2 separate regions of the Homo sapiens genome follow, and region 2 is linked to region 1. A link is an interaction called in ENCODE POLR2A ChIA-PET data of the cell type or tissue named here. Cell type or tissue: PC-3. All regions are shown on one strand. Links, peaks and the distances in the headings refer to the core of each region. The heading gives the core; the rest is flanking DNA.

Region 1 (8,221 bases), core at 1,312-6,311:
ACAGTGGCTCACACCTGCAATCCCAGCACTTTGGGAGGCTGAGGTGGGTGGATTGCTTGAGCTCCGGAGTTCGAAACCAGCCTGCACAACATGGTGACACTCTGTCTCTACAAAAAATACAAAAATTAACCAGGCATGGTGGCGTGCACATGTAGTCCCAGCTACTCAGGAGGCTGAGGTGGGAGGATTGATTGACCCCAGGGAGGTCAAGGCTTCAGTGAGCCGTGAATTCGCTATTGCACTCCGGCCTGGGCAACAGAGAAAGACCCTGGCTAAAAAAAAAAAAAAAAAAAAAAAAAAAAAAAAAAAAAAAAAAAAAAAATACACGCTTTTCCAGAGGAGAATCCCAAGGTTCAGAGAAGTTAGATGACTTGCTCAAATTCTCAGCTGCTTCCACCATCCCTTAAAGGAGACCTTGGTGCTCTTGTTATGCAGATGAGGCACAGAGATGGGGAGTGACTTGACTAAGGTCACACAGCAAGTTAATGACAAAGCTGGTCCACACTGACCTACAGCCCAATTTTCCTGGCTTTCCAGTGCAAGGATTTTGTTGCCTATGTGTCTTACTCTCCTGAGCATGTGTGTGTGTTACAGTTGTATGCATGTGTGTGATTGGGTTCATATGTGAATATGAAAGAGTGTATACGTTAATGACGCATTATATGTATAAATGATTGGGCTTGTGTGACTATTTGAAGAGCACATATATGTCTGTATATGCATGATTGATCTTGTGTGTGTATGTAAGAAGGTGTGTGTGCACATGCATATGTGTGTGATTCGGCATGTGTGTACGTGTGTGATTCAGCACGTGTGTGTGTGAGTCAGCATGCATGTACATGTGTGATTCAGCATGTGTGTATAAACATAAGGCTATGTATGTGTATGTGAGAAGCTCAGTAGTATCTCCGAATCAGCATGCCCTCCTTCCTAAATTGCAATTTGCCATTGGGGAGCTTTCATATATTGCTCTAGAAGGTGACTAATTAGGCCTTTAAACTCCCCATCTCCCCCTCTCCAAGCTCCCTTAGTGCTGGGGGGCACACGGACTTATTTTATGAGCCCCCAAGGGGTCACAGCTTTCCCTGGCTGGGCAGGCAGCCAGACCACCTCCCCCACCTCAGCCAGACCTGCTGCCTCTGTGCCTCCCCCGCCCCCTGGCAGCCCCCTCCAGGCCAGCTCTAATGAGGAGCCTCTCCCACCCTCTGACCCCTCCCCCACCCTGCCAGCCTAGGACCAGAGCAAATGAGCTGCAGGCAACTTGAGCGACCAACAGCCCACCTCCCTCTTCACACTAGGAAGAAACTGAGGCCCTGAGAGGGGGAGGGACTTGCTTAGATCACACAGCAAGTGGAGAGGAAAAGCTGCAACAGTAACATTAGGTGGGCCGAGAGAGACAGAGGGGAGCAGGTAGTCTCTGGAGTTAATGAGGAGAATGAGGCATGTTCAGGACAGCATCTAAAGTTTTCATGTTGGAAGGGCTCTCAGAAACCACCCTGTCCAACCCCATATAGGTGTACAGATGGGAAAACGGAGACCCCAAGTGAGAAGGAGCTTTCCCAAGGTCATACTGCGAGTTAGGCCCTGGGTCTGCTCCCTCCCCATGTATCTGAACATCATTCCATGACTCCAAGATGCCCCATTTACTGTGTGCACCTCTCTTGCCTCCTCTATCCCCTTGCCTGAGGGCAAAGTTGCAGAAGCATGGGGACCTCAAGATTCATTTCTTTCTCTGCCGTCTGAGACCGCCTACAAACCTGTGAAGCTTGGAAAGTTCGGCCAGCCCAGCAGGTACAGATGCACAACTGAGCAATCAAGTCTCGGAATCTGGTCTCCAACTCTGCCACGAACTGGCAGGTCTTGTCTCTTCTCTAGGCTTTAGTGCCCACTCTGCACCTTGCAGGCGTTGGACCTGGTGCTTCCTAGGTGCCCTCCAGCCCTGATGTGTGGGCAGCCTAGGATCTGCTATGTGTGAGATATGTGTCAGTGTCCCCAGACACCCACCCCGGGCCAGATGCACACAGTGTCTCCCACCAGGGCAGTGCCAGGGCTTTGAAAGCCCCTCCATTCATGCAGATGCCCCTCCCTCTGAGCCGTGCCCCTGCCACCCCGCCCCCTCACCTTGCCCTTTGTCAATAAAGCTGGTGATGGTGTTGGCCAGGCCAGCCTCCAACTTCACGCTGCTGTTGCCTCCCTTTCTGTCAGCATCGGACAGCGTCCTGTACAGCGAGAGCATGTACTCGTGGGGTGTGATGGGGGGTGGGCGAAACGGCTCCTTGGGCTCTCGTGGGGGCCCGGGCTCCCTGGCCTTCTTCAGCAGGAAGGAGCTGGGGACAGATCCTGCTTTTGGGGGTGCCTTGCCTCCGGGAAGCTGTCCTTTTGGGGTCACAGTCCGGGCTGTAGCCTGCCTTGTTTGGGGAGGGTGTCCTGGCTTGGGTTCAGGGCCGCCCGGTCTGGGGGGCAGCTTTTTGGGTTCATCCTTCTTGGGCTGTGTCAGGCCTCCTGTCTGCCCGGTGCCTCCCTTTGCCCTGGCATTGGCATTGGTGGCCCCCCCACCATAGCTGTGACCCCCTGGCCTGAAGACGTTCCGGGCCAGGGGGGGCCTCTCCTTGGCCTCTGCTTTGGCCAATCCTGGCCTGGTCCCCTGGGGTCTCTGGCCCAAGTCAGGGGCACCCAACACAGTGCAGATGAATTCCAGGTCCAGCCAAGCCAGGTACCAAAGCAAGAAAGTGAGGAGTTTGGGGAGTCTCATCCTCTGGCCAGCCGCTGAATGACACCAAAGAGAACAGCGGCAGCAGCGAAGGTGCCTCTGGTTTGGCAGGAAAAACCATGAAAGGAGTGGACTTTCAAAAGCAGCGGCAGCAGCAGTAGCAGCAGAAGGAAAGGCTTTCTCCTCAGTCTGAGACTCTTGAAGTCTGCCGGGTGTGTGTTTGTATCCAGTCCCATAGTGGAAATGCTCTCGTATCCAGACGTGCACCGTCTCCAGTCAGCAGCTGAAAATAACTCGTTCTTGAAAGGAGAAAGCCGACCGCCCCCTTTCTCCTGCACAACTGACTGAGGGCTTGAAGGAGGCTTGTATAAGGCTGAGGGATTTTTCCAAGAAGGAAGAATGGCGTAATGCTGCCTGTGTGCTCCAGTTTTTTTTTCCCCCTAGTTTTGAATCCTTTCCAGTGAAAATACTTCACACACACACACACACACACACACACACACACTCACAGGCCTGCAGGTGCTCAGAAAAATCTTTTACAAACCTGAACTCAGGAATTGGAAACGGAATTCCAACCCAAACCAATTTAATTACTCTCTGATGTCATGCTGTCTAAACTCATTTAAGTGCGATATATTTATGTGAAAAAAATCACCGCTGCCCTTTCGAGGCCATGGCTCACGGGGGCTCCTGGCACAGAGCCCTGCAGCGGGACTCTAGGCTTAGGGGGCCTCCCCCTCCACAGGGCAGACTCAGGGGTCTTCACCTCCACCTCATGGAGCAGCCCACCCCACTTTCCCGAGGAGAGATGCTGAAGAATGAGCTCAAAGATCTTAAGCCCCAGAAGCATGGGGAGTGTGGGTTTGTAGTTAAGTTCTTAGAGTGTTTTTAAAGCAGTTTCAACTCCTGCATCTAGTCTGGGACCTGATTTGTTATGCGTGTGTGTGTGTGTGTGTGTGTGTGTGTGTGTGTGTTTATGTGCCTGTGTGTGTGTGTGCCTGTGTGTGTGTGTGCCTGTGTGTGTGTATTGGGAGTAGGGACAGCACAGATGGCAGCATTTACCCACATTTTCTTTTATTTTAATAAACTTGTGGTGACCCAGAGACTGAAAAATATCAGTGCCCACTACACCCCCTCCCTACCCCCAAATGCCATTGACTGAGTGCATATTCTTCAGGCTTGGGGGCACTGTCGCCCTTAAGTTCACTCCTTGGATGGCGGCAGGTCCAGGGTGTACCCCACCACCACCCCAGCAGAGACGTCCTCTGAGTTTTCTTAGACAAGACTGGCTGAGTCTGGGGCAGCAGCGGCCCCTACAGGAGGCTGGAAAAGCCATTTCCCACATGACGCTTTTTTTTTTTTTTTTTTTGAGACGGAGTCTCGCTCTGTCGAGTGCAGTGGCATGATCTCAGCTCACTGCAATCTCTGCCTCCCAGGTTCACGCCATTCCCCTGCCTCAGCCTCCCCAGTAGCTGGGACTACAGGCCCCTGCCACCACACCTGGCTGATTTTTTACGTTTGTAGTAGAGATGGGGTTTCACCATGTTAGCCAGGATGGTCTCGATCTCCTGACCTCGTGATCCGCCCGCCTCGGCCTCCCAAAGTGCTGGGATTACAGGCGTGAGCCACCGCGCCGGGCACAATTTCCCACATGATGTTTTTCTGGTAGCTCTGGAAGGTCTGAATTCCAGCTGAACTCAAGGGTTTCTTAAAGTGCCTCATTGAAGTATGGAAGATCCCTTCCTCTGGGGAACCTTCGCCGTAGAGCCCCTGGGCAACTTAACACAGGGTCAGCGGGGAAAGCTGTTCGCTTCACCTGAAATATCCTCCTCTCTCTCTCCCACAACTGGAGGAAGCACTCTACATCCTGAGAAGTTTAGCTGAAAATTTACCTCCTTCGGGAAGCCTTTCCTCGTCCCCAGACAGAGCCAGTTACCCCTTCTGTACATTTCTCTACAACAACACTTTTCACGCTGTAAGAAGGATGGCGGGGGAGAAGCAATAGTCAGATAGGCTTCCTTCTTTTTTTTTTTTTTTTTTTTTTTTTTGAGACAGAGTCTCACTCTGTCACCTAGGCTGGAGTGCAGTGGTGCGATCTTGGCTCACTGTAATCTCCACCTCCTGGGTTCAAACGATTCTCCTGCCTCAGCCTCTCGAGTAGCTGGGACTACAGGTGCACACCACCATGCCTATCTATTTTTTGTATTTTTAGTAGAGACGGAGTTTCACCATGTTGGCCAGTCTGGTCTCGAGCTCCTGACCTCAAGTGATCCACCCACCTTGGCCTCTCAAAGTGCTGGGATTGCAGGCATCTCTACCAAAAATACAAAAAATTAGCCGGGTGTGGAGGCAAAGGTTGCAGTGAGCCGAGATCGCACCACTGCACTCCAGCCTAGGTGACAGAGCTAGAGTCCATCACACACACACAAAATAAGTAAATAAATAATATTAATAAAATAAAAAAATTAAAAACAGACTTGTTCCCACTGAACCAGTCCTCTCTGGCATCCCTCCCTTCACTCCCTCCTCACCACCTCTGTCACTGCCCTGTCCTCCTCATTGCTTGCCTCGCTATGATTCTCCCCTATAACTGGCTTCTAGGCCTCCAGGCTCTCTCTGGTTCAACCCTCTACTAAAAGCTACCCATCAAACAAGTGCCAACCCACGTGCCACCTCCTCCATGAAGCCTTCTTGCATCCTCCAGAAAATGCACACTCCCCCTGAGCTGCCATCACACATTTTCTGTGCTCTTTTACATTTTTTGGCAGCTGAAAGTTTATTCAGTCTCTGCCTCTGCCCCCTATCCCAACACAGTTTGTTTCTTCCACTCTGTATTTTGTCATATTTTAAAATCATAACTTAATTCCTTATAACTATAATAATTTCTTTACATACCTGTCTCTCCCATTAGATTATGACTAGACTGTGCCATATTTATCTTTGAATTATACCCAGTGCTTGGCAGAGGGCCCAGCCCACAGCAGCTCTCAGTACGTGTTATATGAATAAATTAATCTCTAACTGGCCCTTATTGACAAAAATCATCATTTTCTACTTTGAGGTGTAGTTATTTGTGGACATAACCTGCCTTTCCCATTAGACTCTAAGTTTCTTGAAGGGAAGAATTGTCTTGCCACTTCTTAAGCATTTTGTAAGCTCAGAGAGTGAATAAATGAATGAGTTGAACAACCACAATGTCTCTGTACGTGGCTTGATAAAGAGCAAGGATTCTGGAGACAAACAGACCTGGTTTTGAAGCTTGGTTCTGCTATTTATGTATTGTGTGATCTTGGGAAGCCTCTAAACCCCTCTGAAACTCTAAACAGTGATAACGATAGTGCTTACCTCACAGGACTCTTGTTGGAGATTCAATGAAGTAAATTGCGGCCAGGCGCAGTGGCTCACGCCTGTAATCCCAGCACTTTGGGAGGCCGAGGCAGGTGGATCACGAGGTCAGGAGATCAAGACCATCCTGGCTAACATGGTGAAACCCTGTCTCTACTAAAAAAATAAATAAAATTAAATTGCATAAAGTGATCAACTATTAATGGCAATTGTTAATGATAGCTTTTTTTTTTTTTTTTTTTAGATGGAGTCTCACTCTGTCACCCAGGCTGGAGTACAGTGGCATGATCTTGGCTCACTGCAACCTCCACCCCCCGGGTTCAAGTGATTCTCCTGCCTCAGCCTCCCAAGTAGCTGGGACTACAGGTGCGTGCCACCACGCCCGGCTAATTTTTGTATTTTTAGTAGAGATGGGGTTTCACTGTGGTAGCCAGGATGGTCTCGATCTCCTGACCTTGTGATCTGCCTGCCTCGGCCTCCCAAAGTCCTGGGATTACAGGTGTAAGCCACCATACCCGGCCAATAATAGCTATTTTTTTTAAAGCACTTATTCCAGTCAACTAGACTCTGGGTTTTGTACTCCATTGCATTTATGTGTTATTTATCTTCATGACAATGCTATGAAGGTAGTGGTTTTCATTGTTGTTTTTTGAGACAGGGTCTTACCTGTTGCCCAGGTTGGAGTGCAATGGCGTGATCATGGGGCTCAGGTGATCCTCCCACCTCAGCCTCCCAAGTAGCTAGGACTACAGGTGCACATCACGATGCCCAGCTAATTTTTGTATTCTTTGTAGAGACAGGGTCTCACCATGTTGCCCAGGCTGGTCTCAAATTTCTGGGCTCAAGTGATCTGCCCGCCTTGGCTTCCCAAAGTGCTGAGATTACAGGTGTGAATCACCACATGTGGCCGAAAGTAACTTTTTTTATTTTTTTGAGATGGAGCCTCGCTCTCTCACCCAGTCTGGAGTGCAGTGGCGCAATCTCAGCTCACTGCAACCCCCGCCTCCTGGGTTCAAGGGGTTTTCCTGCTTCAGCCTCCTGAGTAGCTGGGATTACAGATGTGTACCACCACGCCCAGCTAATTTTTGTATTTTTAGTAGAGATGGGGTTTCACCATGTTGGCCAGGCTGGTCCCAACTCCTGACCTCAGGTGATCCACAAAAAAGCATTTTGTAAGCTCAGAGAGTGAATAAATGAACGAGTTGAACAACCACAATGTCTCTGTATGTGGCTTGGCCTCCCCTAGTGCTGGGATTACAGGCATCAGCCGCCGTGCCCAGCCCGAAGGTAACTCTTGATACCCGTCTTTTTTTTTTTTTTTTTTTGAGACAGAGTCTTGCTCTGTCACTTAGGCTAGAGTGAAGAGTGCAGTGGCTCAATCTCAGCTCATTACAACCTCTGCCTCCCAGTTTAAGTGATTCTCCTGCCTCAGCCTCCCAAGTAGCTGGGACTACCGATGCGCACCAAGACGCCCGGCTAATTTTTTGTATTTTTGTGGAGACGGGGGTTTCACCATGTTGGCCAGGCTGGTCTCGAACTCCTGACCTCAAGTGATCTGCCCACCTCGGCCTCCCAAAGTGCTAGGATTACAGGCATGAGCCACCATGCCTGGCCCAATACTCTCATTTTAAAGATAAATAAATTTAGGTTCAGAAAGGTTAAATTATTTTTTAAATCTAATTTTGGCTTCAACACATTTTATACCCAAAAAGCCTAATCTGGCCCCTAGAAACACTAGAAGTGATAGGGCACTGGGGAAAGTTACAGTATTCCTTTCAGTCAACGTCTAACCCAGTGGGCTGGGACTTTGGGGACATGGAGGAGTCTCGAGGCCAGGGCTATTGTTTGAGGAACAGGGAACTCCCAGAAATGGGCTGGGAGCAGGGAAAGGGGACTCTGAGCTTGGTTAGAAGGCCCTCTCCAGAGAGGAGCCCAGGGTTCCTGCCTGGCTCTCACTATAAAGGTGACTAATCACTTTGGTTCCCTCTGGTAATTGCAACCAGATGCTGCCGCTGGCAGTGCTTCAGTCCCGACATGTTTAATTACTGGGACACAGCGTCCCTGGGTCCCCCGTGTCCCCCAACCTCCCCCTCTCCTGTCAGCAATATTAATGTCAAACTTGAGGTAGAGGATGGGAGCCTTGGGAAGCCACTGACATGGAAGTAA
Region 2 (7,264 bases), core at 720-5,719, 1.0 Mb before region 1:
AGAACACAATCATAGAGACCTATATTTAGTGGATGGTAGGAAGAGGACAAACCAAAAAAGGGATGATGAGAAGTGGGAGTACAAGATTACAAAAGCACTGTCACAGAAATTAAGAGAAAAATGTTCTTTAAAAGATGGGACATTTGGCCGGTGGCGGTGGCTCACTCCTGTAATCCCAGCACTTTGGGAGGCCAAGGTGGGCGGATCACTTGAGGTTAGGAGTTCAAGACCAGCCTGGCCAACATGGTGAAACCCCATCTCTACTAAAAATACAGAAAAAAGTTAGCTGGGTGTGGTGGCATGCGCCTGTAATTCCAGCTACTCAGGAGGCTGAGGCAGGAGAATTGCTTGAACCCGGGAGGTGGAGATTGCAGTGAGCTGAGATCATGCCACTGCACTCCAGCCTGGGCGACAGAGCAAGATTAGATTCTATGTCAAAAAAAAAAAAAAAAAAAAGATGGGACATTTAACACTATCAAACGCTGCAAAAGAGAATTAAGTCTTAGATTAATAAGCTAGGGAAAACTGGCTGTTTGGAAAAAGAAAAGAAAAATCAGGTTAACGCCTTAGCTTATCCCAAGATGAGAGTAGATTCGATGTTGACTTTTAAATTGATTTTAAAAAATTAAACTAAAACCTCTAGAAGAAAATATGAATAGTTAATTCATTGCTGAATAAATTTAGCTATATAGAAATATAAAACTCTTATAATTTAAAAATGTATTATCAAAAGCAAAGGAAATATTTAACCAATATGAGATGCTCAGTATTCTCAGGTTGTAAAGATCTCTTAAAAATAGGCAAAATTATTCCCTTGTAATAGATAAATGTACAAAAAACATATATATAGTTCATGAAAGAAGAAACTGTAATGACCTGTAATTATATGAAATATTGTTCATCTTTAATTTTAAAAAGCATTAACATTTTTGCTTACCAAATTGGCAAAGATTTTAAAACTTTATGGTGAAATGGGTGTTTTTATTTTGCGGTACATAATTTGAAAATGTCCAGCAAATGGGAGAACAGGTCAATTATTACCTTTAAAACTATTTTTTAGGGCCAGGCACAGTGGCTCATGCCTGTAATCCCAGTACCTTTGGGAGGCCAAGGCAGGTGGATTGCTTGAATCCAGGAGTTCGAGACCAGCCTGGGTGACATGGCGAAACCCTGTCTCTACTAAAAATACAAAAAATAAGTCCAGAATGGTAGCCTGCACCTGTAGTCCCAACTACACAAAAGGCTGAGTCAGGAGAATCTGTGGAACCTGGGAGATGGAGGTTGCAGTGAGCTGAAATCATGCCACTGCGTTCCAGGCTGGGTGACAGAGCGAGAATCTGTCTCAGAAACCAAAAACAAACAAACAAAAAAACACTATTAAAAAGAAACAATTTAGGCCGGGCGCAGTGGCTCATGCCTGTAATCCCAGCACTTTAGGAGGCTGAGGCAGGTGGATCACCTGAAGTCAGGAGTTTGAGACCAGCCTGGCCAACATGGTGAAACCCCGTCTCTACTGAAAATACAAAAATTGGCCGGGCATGGTGGCAGGTGCCTGTATTCCCAGCTACTTGGGAGGCTGAGGCTGGAGAATCGCTTGAACCCGGGAGGCGGAGGTTGCAGTGAGCCGAGATCGTGCCATTGCACTCCACCCTGGGGGACAAGAGCGAGACTTCGTCTCAAAAAAACAAACAAACAAGCAACCAGTATTTTTCAGCTTTCAAAATATTTGCATGTTTTGACTTGGTTGTTCTATTCTGCAGTCTGTCTAAAAGAAATAAGAAATCCAGGCAGGGCATGGTGGCTCACGCCTGTAATCACACTTTGGGAGGCCGAGGTGGGTGGATCACTTGAGCCCAGGAATTTGAGACCACCCTGGTCACCATGGATAAACCCTGTGTCTACAAAAAATACAAAAATTAGCCAGGTGTGGTTGGGTGTGCCTGTGGAATAGGAGGATCACGTGAGCCTGGGGAGGTCAGGGCTGCAGCGAGCAGTGATTGTGCCTATGCACTCCAGCCTGGGCAACAGAGTGAAACAATGTCTCAAAAAAAAAAAAAAAACCCAAAAAGACCAATGAAAAGAAAGCGATTAAATTGTAGTATGTCTATATATAATTTTCTGCAGTCATTCAAAATGATTTTCAGTAATTTGGGGGAAATGCCCAATATGTATTGAGTAACTAACCAAATAAAAACCCACCCAGAATATGAAACCATTATACAGTGTGTGATTGCAGTCACATCCAATGAGAAGGACTGACAAGAGATAGTCCTATGTCTTGGTGGTAATTATCTCCAGGATGTAGGATGGCAGATAATTTTTATTTTATAATTAGAAGTTACTTTTGTTCTTTGAAAGTCTGTTTTAAAAATTAAAATGGGGGCTAGGCGCAGTGGCTCATGCCTATAATCACAGCACTTTGGGAGGCTGAAGTGGGCAGATAGCCTGAACCCTGGAGTTTGAAACTAGCATGGGCAACATGGCAGGACCTTGTCTCTACAAAAACATACAAAAATTAGCTGGGTATGGTGGTGCATGCCTGTATTCCCAGCTACTCAGGAGACTGAGGCGGGAGGATCATATGAGCCTGGGAGGTGAGGCGGGAGGATCATGTGAGTCTGGGAGGCTGAGGCTGTGGTAAACCATGGTTGTGCCACGGCACTCCAGCCTGGGTGACAGAGGAAAACCCTAAGGGAAAAATAAAATAAAATGCACTAACTATATTAACTGCATTTTAAAAAAGAGTATAGTGAAGGAAAGGGGAATGGGAAGACAGCTTGAGGAACAGATAGGATTGAGGAAACATTTTAGGTTTGGGTGCTTGATTATATTTGTAGAGTAAGACAAAAGGTCTATAAGAAAGGAATATAATGAAGATGCAAGAAAGCATTAAAAGATGTTGGGCAGTCCTAGAGGATATAGTCTGCCATCCAGGACATGATAGGCAAATCATCCTTGAAGAAGGGGAGAGAGACTTTTTCAGACATGGGAAACAGATGGAGATGGTTAGTGGCACAGAGAAATTTTAAGGTATGGGAGAAAGTTGAGGGATAGCAGATAATCATTATTTTTAGGGAAGAGGAAGAGTCAGGGATAGCTACAGATTGGTATTAGCAATTTGAGGAGATGGAAAAGGTTTGCAAGGGGCACTGGGGATGGGTCCAGGAGTGGATTAGAGATGTAGAAACTGATTGATTTCTAAACAATATAGATAACCCAATTAAAGTTGTTGAATAATGTCAGCTGTAGCCAATGTTGGCTTGGTCTCTTTGACATAATCCAGTTTTAGGTATTTGAATACTCTATAAATACAAATACATAGACTGAAGCACAATTTTAATTTTTTTCTATCTTTTGCCTAGGTCTGTATGATTGTATAGGACTTAGAGCTTTTTGTCCTACCAAATTATTAATTTCTTTATTCCCATTAATTTTAATACCAGCACACTAATCTCATTAAACCCATGGTTTTACTACTAGGTTGTCAAAGTCATCCGTCATTTATAATTCCCTAGCTCCCAGGAGTCTTGAGCTGTGATTTTTTGGTTTGTTTGTTTTTGGGTTTTTTTTTTTTGAGACAGAGTCTTGCTCTGTTGCCCAGGCTGGAGTGCAGTAGCACAATCTCCGCTTACCACAACCTCAGCCTCTTGGGTTCAAGCGATCCTCCCAGCTCAGCCTCCCGAGTAGCTGGGACTATAGGCGCATGCCACCATACCCAGCTAATTTTTGTATTTTTAGTAGAGATGGGGTTTCGCCATATAAGCCAGGCTAGTCTCAAACTCCTGACCTCAAGTGATCTGTCCACCTTGGCCTCCTTAAGTGCTGGGATTACAGGCGTGAGCCACTGCAGCCGGCCGATTTCTTCTTTTTAATAAGAGGGGAGAAAAGAGTTTTTGTCTTTAATAATTGGTAGTGAAAACCTCTGACCTTTTCTTTACTGGGCCCAGTGGAAAATTTATTAGAATTGTTTGTAGAGCAGCCTGCCCTTTAATATGCTACTTTACTTAGTTTATTTACTCCACTAAAATACACCTGACTTCTCAACTGGAACATTCTCCAGCATTACTTGTTGGTCTGAGAGAATAGTAGTGTAAAAAGTAGATGAGGGGTTAGTTGTGGTGGAAGAATTTCTGGGAGGGGAAGCAGTTGGGCAAGGGTGAAGGAATTGAAACTACTAGGGAAAGTAGCCTATGATGAAGCCCAAGTGAGGCGTGAAGTGAGCTGATGAACTGTAAAGATTCTGGAAGGAGTTGAAGGTTGTGATGAGACTGAATAAAAGATACTGTAGGAGGCAGGTAGAATAAATAGGAAGTTGTAGTTAGAGGGATTTTAGAGTTCAAGATCTAGGAAGAGGAACAATTCTAAGTATCAAGGAAATTTAAGGAGTTGTACGGGTTATCAGATGACTCCATTGAAAAATTGAGATCAAAATGTTATAAGGGTGTACAGCATTGATGTTAAAATTCCCCAAATTTTAATCCCCAGCAACAAATCATAGCATTTTTGGAATCCTGTTTCTGCTGTACCTTTATCATAGTAGGTTTATCTCATGCACTGAATGTTCCTTCTCCCTCACATATCCCTAAAACTTGTCTAGCACTGAATGTGCAATTTAGTATGAATTTTCTAGCTGAAAGATTTTTAGGCATCTTGTAGTCAAGATAATACATTTTAGGATGCATTCTTGGGTCACATAACTCATCAGTAGCAGAGTCAGAGCTAGAAACCTTAATTTCCCAATTTTTGGTCTATTCTACTCATTGTTATCTGTTATTTAAAAAGCAGCAGGAACTCTTCTTTCAAACTAGTTAGGAACGTCTTAAAATAGCATGGAGAGGCAATACGCAGTCTTAAAATGGTTTTGGAAACCTCACTTAGAAGAAGAGAAGCAGTGTCAAAGCTGACTCTTCCTGCATTCAGACCATGTTCTGCAGGTAGTCAACACTAATCAGGTGCTGACTGCCAATTACTGAGGTGTTCCCTCTATTATAAGCATTTGGGGAACCCCCAAAGTAGTGCTTGTCATACCTTACTGTCCACATATATAATCTGGGGATCTTGTTAAAATGCTAGCTCTGATATAGTAGGTCTAGAATAGTTTTGAAGATTGTGCATTTCTGACAAGCTCCTGTATAGTGCTCGTCCGTTTGGTTTAAAGACCACACTTTGAATAGAAAGGCCCTAAAGGATTTCTGTGGTACACAGTTTGAAAATGTCTTTTAAAATATGAGGACTGGTACGCAGTGGCTCGTGCCTGTAATTGTAGCACTTTGGGAGGCCAAGGAGGGAGGATTGCTTGAGGTCAGGAGTTCAAGACCAGCCTGGGCAACATGGCGAAACCCTGTCTCTACGAAATACACAAAAGAATTAGCTGCGCGTGGTGGCAGGTGCCTGTAGTCCTACCTACTCGGGAGGCTGAGGCATGAGAACTGCTAGAACCTGGTAGGTGAAGGTTGCAGTGAGCCGAGATCACACCACTGCACTCCAGCCTGGGCGATGGAATGAGACGCTGTCTCAAAAAAAAAAGGAAAAAGAAAAAAACTATGTGAGGAGAGAGAGATGTTAATTAGCTTGACTGTAGTACTTTTTTTCACTATGTATATCAAAACATCATGTTATACTGTTTTTATTAAAAATAAATCATTGCAATACATGTTTTACAGAAAAAAAATTTAATACATGGTACTGCCTCTCTGTTTCTTTGTTTGTTTGAGACAGGGTCTCACTCTGTCTCCCAGGTTGGAGTGCAGTGGCGCAAGCTCAGCTCACTGCAACCTCCACTTCCCAGACTCAAACAATCCTCCCACCTCAGCCTCCTGAGTAGCTTCGACTACAGGCGTGCCCTGCCATGCCCAGCTACTTTTTAAATTTTTTTGTACAGACAGGGCCTTGTCATGTTGCCCAGGCTGATCTGTCACTCCTGCGCTTAAGTGATCCTTTCACCTCAGCTTCCCAAAGTGCTGCAATTACAAGCGTGAGCCACAGCACCCGGCCTCTGTTAGTTGAATCTATTAGATTTTATTTTGTTCAGGCTTATTCTGAAATTCCTAGGAGTATGGGTTAGTACTGTGTAGTGGTTTGGAGGTAGTACATACCAGAGCCTTGGCTGAGACATCTGCAGACTGGCTACTTATGCCCTTGTTTCTAATCTATGACTAGAGCCCCTCTGGAAGGAAAAGGAATCAGCTATATTTAGCCAACAGTAGCAGTAGCTTTCAGTCTGACATTTCCTGTTAGTGTTCTTCCCTCCTTTCTATCCCTCCAGTTGATGTCATTGCTTTGAAGAAATGACAGCTCCTTTAAAAAAAGTCTGTGGTTACTTCTACTCTAAATCACTAGCTTTGAACATTTTGTGTACCATTGTACTGAGCTGGGGGATATCAGGGCCTAGTCCCTGGGAAATACGTGCACTTTGTTCTCCTAGCATGGGAAAACCAGACCTGCCTCAAACTTGAATTAATAGCCAGTGGAAATCAAGAAACAACAATGGTAAAGTTATCTGTGCTTGTGATAAAATAGTGCCCTAAGGATTTTGAGAACTTGACTTTGTTCCTGTTCATATAGGGCCTTCTGAAGGCTTATTTGAAATATGAACCAGCATACCTAATAGTTCTGAATGGCCACAAGTGTTCCTATGCCCTTGGACAACCCATCACTCTATCTCTAGATGAACTCTGGGGGTTATATAGGATTCTACCCAAAGGCTCTTTATGTATTTAATAAGGCTGACCAGAAATTAAAAAGCTTTTTTGAAGCTCTTAAAAACTTAGAAGTTTTCATCCTCCTGCTGTTTTTTTTCTTAAATTCAAGGAGTATTCATTATTTCCCTCTCCCCCTTCCTTTTCCCCTCTTCTTACCCAGAGTGAGCACAAATGGATCAGATGACCCTGAAGATGCAGGAGCTGGTGAAAATAGGAGAGTCAGTGGGAATAATTCTCCATCACTCTCAAATGGTGGTTTTAAACCTTCTAGACCTCCAAGACCTTCACGACCACCACCACCCACCCCACGTAGACCAGGTTTGTATTCCAGCTCTCAATACTCTTGGAAATAATGTCCTGGTTGGCAATTAATCCTCAGGTAAGTGTCAGGAAATTCTTTTAGGTGAATTTTCTGCGTGTATTTTTACATTTAAGATTTTGGAAAAGAATGATCTTTCTGTAGGTAACCAAAAGTGCCTTTTTCCTAAGTTTTTGTTCAAGGTGACGTTACTGAGGCAGTGCTCTACTGAGAATGAAAATGACATGTGCGTAATATAAAGTAT

What was found. ChIA-PET counts read pairs that join two places held together with the same protein. Peaks named below come from ENCODE experiments on the same cell type or tissue, not always from the same donor. Only the 100,000 strongest peaks of a DNase experiment are listed, where the experiment ranks them.
Region 2: POLR2A ChIA-PET joins it to region 1 with 12 read pairs; 2 of 35 experiments call an interaction of 5 or more read pairs at or near these places.

What each region holds. Positions count from the first base shown.
Region 1 is chr20:35,435,177-35,443,397 of GRCh38, forward strand. GDF5 (growth differentiation factor 5) reads right to left here and starts at 3,052. Exons shown (of 2, transcript NM_000557.5): 1 at 2,122-3,052. The coding sequence starts at 2,752. RefSeq lists promoters at 2,753-3,507, 2,972-3,225 and a silencer at 3,917-3,976. In PC-3, for the core only: CTCF peaks have their summits at 4,023 (motif pointing left) and 4,223; a DNase peak (open chromatin) is centred at 4,015; H3K4me3 peaks cover 568 bases.
Region 2 is chr20:34,431,613-34,438,876 of GRCh38, forward strand. It overlaps ITCH (itchy E3 ubiquitin protein ligase), which reads left to right. Exons shown (of 25, transcript NM_031483.7): 8 at 6,862-7,019. Among named protein-coding and RNA genes, the nearest start is that of MIR644A, 31 kb to the right of the region's middle. In PC-3, for the core only: no CTCF peak of the experiment used is centred there; no DNase peak of the experiment used is centred there.